2 separate regions of the Mus musculus genome follow, and region 2 is linked to region 1. Evidence: chromatin loops called from intact Hi-C (ENCODE). Cell type or tissue: left cerebral cortex. All regions are shown on one strand. Each heading gives the region's core, and the rest is flanking DNA. Links, peaks and the distances in the headings are about the cores only. Region 1 overlaps Rab10 (RAB10, member RAS oncogene family). Region 2 overlaps Rab10 (RAB10, member RAS oncogene family).

The links. A loop is a pair of places that touch in the nucleus more often than their neighbours do. Peaks named below come from ENCODE experiments on the same cell type or tissue, not always from the same donor. Only the 100,000 strongest peaks of a DNase experiment are listed, where the experiment ranks them.
Region 2: it touches region 1 in a loop (7-fold over the local background); 15 of 42 quality-filtered maps call a loop at or near these places.

The regions. Positions count from the first base shown.
Region 1 is chr12:3,248,342-3,251,255 of GRCm38, forward strand. Rab10 (RAB10, member RAS oncogene family) reads right to left here. Exons shown (of 6, transcript NM_016676.5): 6 at 1-1,529. The coding sequence ends at 1,446. It overlaps Rab10os (RAB10, member RAS oncogene family, opposite strand), which reads left to right. Exons shown (of 7, transcript NR_015551.1): 7 at 1,526-2,033. Among named protein-coding and RNA genes, the nearest start is that of Rab10os, 14 kb to the left of the region's middle. In left cerebral cortex, for the core only: no CTCF peak of the experiment used is centred there; a DNase peak (open chromatin) is centred at 1,548; H3K27ac peaks cover 216 bases.
Region 2 is chr12:3,303,860-3,306,773 of GRCm38, forward strand. The region is part of intron 1 of Rab10 (RAB10, member RAS oncogene family); the gene reads right to left. Among named protein-coding and RNA genes, the nearest start is that of Rab10, 4.7 kb to the right of the region's middle. In left cerebral cortex, for the core only: a CTCF peak has its summit at 1,611 (motif pointing left); no DNase peak of the experiment used is centred there.

The sequences.
Region 1 (2,914 bases), core at 329-2,828:
ATGAAGCCAAACTAGAAAGGGGAGAGAAGGGCGGGTCAGACAGAGCCAGAGTGCTCAGCTTTACACGAGAAGCCTTTTGCGGTCCTTTTTCTTTTTTAAAATATTCATGGTATCAGAAGTTTTCTGAGAGGATGTAAAGATAGGACTTGAAATTAATAATATTATAATGCATTTCTAAATCTTACAGTAAAGACAACTTAATACCAAATGTGTTCTTCAAAGGCCAAATCTCAATACATTTGACAAACGCTACTAAGACCCACTCCTTCTTGCTCTTTTTTAAAACCAGTCTTTCCTGGGCTGCCGAACTGCCAGAGGAGCTGGCATAATGGAGACTAGTCAAATCCAGGTTAGGAGGTTTACTCTAGGAAAGTGAATAGGATATATACCTAATTAGAAAGACAAGCCACAACACCCTCCAAACACTAGTGCATGCAATTAACTCTTCCATTTCATAAACTCCATGGATAGACAGGAAGGGGTGGGGGACAGAAGGCCAACAGCGGGGCAGGTTTGGGGAGAGAGTAAATGAGGGGCTGACCCGAATTAACTGACAGTTAATAGGCAGTTAGAATTTATCTTTCTGTTTACTTAGCAAGGTAAAATCAGTGCTGTATGTTAAACTTGACAAACCTTTCATCTTTAAATAACTCACACCAGGAGTAGTAGGGGCAAACAAAGCAGCATGCAGAAAGATGAGACGCAGGGACAGGGTGGCCCAAGGACCTGGTGGCAGGAATCAGTTTAAATATCAAGGCCACTGGGAATGAGAATGGAAATCAAATATCACTTCTGCATTACCCTTTGTCCTCAGTTAACTATCGTGAAAGATACAGCCAAGCAAACCACAAGCATCTGAAGGAGTTTATGCTGGGATGAAATGTCTCCTGCTCATGCTTCCACCAAAACAAAAAAAGAAAACCAAAGACGTTCCTTTCCACATAAGGCACAGGACAAATTAACCCACATACAGTTCAAGGCGAAAATGAGTGTTTTCCTGGCTTTTGTTTCTTTGCTATCACGTCTATAGATTATAGGGATCAAGCACATTATTCATGACAGAAAATCCCACTGTTGTACAAAATAAAATTGTTAATTCTAACTTTTATTCTTATACAATTTGCAGAATAGTTGAAATGATTGCTCTAGTTTAATGTTGATAAGAACTGGACTATAATACAACTGAAGTGCAGGGCTGAGTGAGCAAGTAAATCTCAAAATGAACTCACAGACATGATTTCTCTATACATTTTTGTTTGTTTGTTTGAAGAAAATTATAATAGTCCGCAAGCAGTCACAGATGAAAGAACAAATAAAATAGGTGGATTGAATAGTTAAGATGAGAAACAAAAATATCTGTTTAGAGTTAAAAATGGACAGAGTGTTTTATTTTGCAGCAAGAAGAGAACCGGATGGTGGATGGCAGCAGATGGACAGGAGAGCACTCAGCAGCACTTGCTCTTCCAGCCCGTCACGCCTCCTCCACTGCTGATATCTACGTTTTCACTGTTGGGTTCTTTTACAGGGGTCTGCAACAACACAAGGAAGCAAGCAACCCGTGAGAAAGCACTGGCATGGATGAAAACAGACTCACTGGAAAGATGCAAAGCAATGTCAGGTTACACAACAAAAGGCAATTACAGTCATATGAGGGAGTGTTCGAAAAGTTGTAATTTGAAAACTGTTTTTGGTTGTCCTTTAGTTGGCCTCCTCTGTAAATTGTGACAGACATCTCCTGACAACACTTAAAGCATCTCAAACCATCCTTGCCCTGATCTATGAGTTCTCAGAACAGAAGGACTACTGAGCCAGGCGTGGTAGCACATGCCTGTGATCCTACAACTCAGAAGACAGAAGAGGAATTCTAGGTCAGCCTGGGCTAGACAGACAGCAAGACTCTTGTTTTGTTTTGAAAGGCTGGTGAGGTAGTTCAGCGGGTTAACTGCCTGGTCTAAGCCCAGTGACGTGAGTTTGTGTGCTGTGGAGCTTCTGCAAACCCTGCCCCTGCCAAATAAAAACTCGTAATTTATAACTCACAAAAAGCCTGTTAGGCCATGTCTTATATTAGAGACCCCAAGGGCCTTGCTCTGCTCAGATATTTGCCTTTTCAGACTGGTCTTTATCACTGTACCAAATCTTTAGAAAGAGCAATCTCAACCACGTGTAGGTGGAAGGGGAGGGGACAAAAATGAGTTACCTAATTCCTGTGGGCAAGAGACCTAGGACACACCAAAATATGAATTGTTTGATGCTCAGGTGGGGGGAATTTCTCCTCTGTATCACTCTACACTTGTCCAACATTATTCTGAACATGAATCTTAGAATATCACAAATAGAACTGAAAGGGTCATGGACAAAACTTAAAAGGCCTTTGGTAGAACAAGGGAAAATAGAACAATGCTCTGAAAACCCACAAAGCCCTCAGAAAGCCTGGTAAACCTGAAGTGAGACTCCTGTTTGGCCTATTCTGGCTGCCTCAAGATAGACCTGTCCCTGTAAATGTTAGGGAACGGGGGCAGTCTACACTAACAGGATGAGGTCCCAAATACCTGTGAGCTTGCCTGATAAAAGCCTTTGCTCTTTAGACAGCTTTTAAGGAAAATACACAAAAAGTAAAGAGCAGCTCAAACAGGGCCCATGCCGAGAAAACACAACAGGAATTCACTTTCTCTAGGAACTTCTAGCTCTGTCTTTCTCTAACTTAACTGAAATCAGCTCAGCTAGAAAAGGGGCACTAACCCAACAGAAAAGGAAACCAGGGATTCTTTAGATTTGTGAAGATTATTATTATTTTATTATTTTGAGACAGGGTCTATGTATGTAGATTTGAGTGACCTGGAACTCACTATATAGACCAAGTTGGCCTTTCACAGAGATCCATATGCCTCTGTCTCCCAGGATTAAAAGTGTACAC
Region 2 (2,914 bases), core at 182-2,681, 55 kb after region 1:
GCCTTACACTTATATCCTCTGCCTTCTGAGTACTGGGATTACAGGTATGTGCCACAACATCTAGTTAAATCAACTGATTCTTAGGGAAAAGTAATTTACACTTATTGATTGATTTGACTCTAGTCTGTGTATGTATGTGTGTGTATGTATGTATGTATGTATGTACATACACACTCTCAAGTGTCACAGCATACATGCAGATATCAGAGAGCAACTTGGAGTTGTTGATCTCTCCTACCAAGTGGGTCCCAAGGAAAAGCTCAGGTCATCAGGCTTGGCACAAGTGGCCTGAACTGCTGAGCCACTGTGCTGGCCTAATCAACAGTCTTTAATGGAGGTTAGTAGAAGCTCGGCTAATGCACTCAGATAATAAAAAGATACTACACTTCTCTCAGAGGCAAGTCTTTATCAATTTAACTTTCTTACATTGAGGCCAGGGACTACATTATTCAGTGAAGACACTAACCTTAAAAATGGAAGAAATCTAGGTGTGGAGGGAGGGTTAAGGACCAAATGACAGACATCTAGTGAAAACAATACATTAAGAATGTGTGCTTTGGGGCTGAGAGATAGCTCAGAAGTTAAGAGCACTGACTGCTCTTCTGAAGGTCCTGAGTTCAAATTCCAGCAACCACATGGTGGCTCACAACCACCCATAATGAGATCTGATGCCCTCTTCTGGTGCGTCTGAAGTCAACTACAGTGTACTTAAGTATAGTAATAATAAATCTTTGGGCTGGAGCAAGCAGGGACTGAGCGAGCAGAGTTGACTGGAACGAGCAGTCCTAAAAATTCAATTCCCAACAACCACACGAAAGCTCACAACCATCTGTACAGTTACAGTGTACTCACATATATAAAATAAATAAATCTTTTTTTAAAAAAAAAGAAGAAGAATGTGTGCTTTGGCTAGGGGTAGTAGCTATTGCCTTTTATCCCAGCACTCCAGAGGCAGAGGCAGACAAATTTTTACAATTTGAGGCAAGCCTAGTCTACAGACTGAGTTCCAGGACACCAGTACTACCAGAGAAACCCTGTTCTCAAAAAACCAAACAGGCTGGAGAGATGGCTCAGCAGTTAAGAGTACTTGCAGAGGACCTGGATTTAGTTCCCAGCACCCACATAGTGGCTCCTGTCTACAACCCCAGTTCTGGAAGATCTACCACCTCTGGCTTCAAAGGACACTAGGCACAAAGTCTACATACAAACGTGGAGACAAAACACTCAAACACATAAAATAAATAATATTAAGCTAACACACACACACACACACACACAAAACACATGGACACGTGTGCTTTGCCAGGTGGTGATGGCTCATACATTTAATCCCAGCACTTGGGAGGCAGAGGCAGGTGGATCCCTGAGTTTGAAACCAACCTGGTCTACAAAGCAAGTTCCAGAACAGCTAAGGACAGAGAAACACTGTTTCAAAAAAACAAAAATGGGGGGAAAAAATGTACTTTAAGAACAAATTCTTGGGCTAGTATGATGGCTCAGGCATTAAAAGCACAGACTGCTCTTCCAGAGGTCCTGAGTTCAATTACCAGCAACCACATGGTAGCTCACGACCATCTATAAAGAGATATGATGCCCTCTTCTGGTATGTCTGAAGACAGCTACAATGCACTCATATACATAAAATAAATTAATAAATCTTAACAGAGGAAAAAAGAAGAAAAAGAAGAACAACAACAAATTCTTGTAATTATCCTATCATTGAGTAATACTTTCCAGAGTGCATACTGCCAAGAAAATTACGGTCAAATCAACCACTGAAATTTGTGTACATCTAAAACCAGTAATTACTTACTTTCTTAATTACTTTCCAAACAATCATTAAATTTCTAAGACCAGTTTTGCCCTAGAGTGTCTGATGTAAAACCATAGAACCTGAGTGCAGATTTCCAACAACCAAGTAAAAAGCTAGGCATGGCATAGGGAATCCCAGCACTGGGAAAAATGAGACAGGAGGATCTTGAGGGCTTGCTTGCCAGCAATCAATCAGCAGGCTCAGGGTTCAATGAGCGACCCTATCTCAAAAAGCACAATGGAGAGAACAGAGGCCCACACCTGACCTCATCCTCTGGCCTCCACATGCAACACAAACACACCCCACAAATTTCTCAATTATCAAACAGCTAATACTTACTATTAAGTAAAATCTGATCACAATTTATTTACTTCACAATACTCAGAAAGAAAATTAAAAGTAAAGTAGTAAAATAAGTTAGCCCTGGTCCAGTATGTTCTGTATGAAGAGGGTATCACTGTACTATATCCTATCTCTCCTCCTACCTCTGTTCATTATTCATCACCCACCTCTTCTAGGACTTAGCAACTACAGGGGGGAAAAAAGGCATAGACTCCTGCCTCTGTATTATTATATATTATAATATGTTATATATTACATTATATATATTAAATATTATTCAAATGATCTTAGACTCACTTTTTCGATGTTGTTAGCAGTCTTGCTATTTGACCCTGTGATCCTCCTGCCTTAGCCACTCAAGTTTTGGAATTAGAACCACCGCCAGCTGTGACTTTAGATTCACTTTGCAGATTTTGAATTGTTAGCCTCATAAACTTAAATATGAAACATACCAATAATTTATTTTTGCAACAGTATGCAATAGATGGGATCACAAAAACTTACATGATTTCTAATATGGATATGTAAGAATTGAAGGTATACAGAAAAACAAGAACAGTCATCCTGGTGAGCACTGTAAGAATCATAAATCTAAAAAGCCTTCCTTCAGAGCTATCCAGTAAGAAGCAAAACCCACCCGGCCTGGAATCCTTGCAGCCCAGTCCTTTGAAACCCTTGTAAAATGACTACTGCTTTGTTAGTGCAGGTTTTGATGCTAGGTGTGTATCTCAGTGGTAGAATGCACACCTGAAAGGAGAC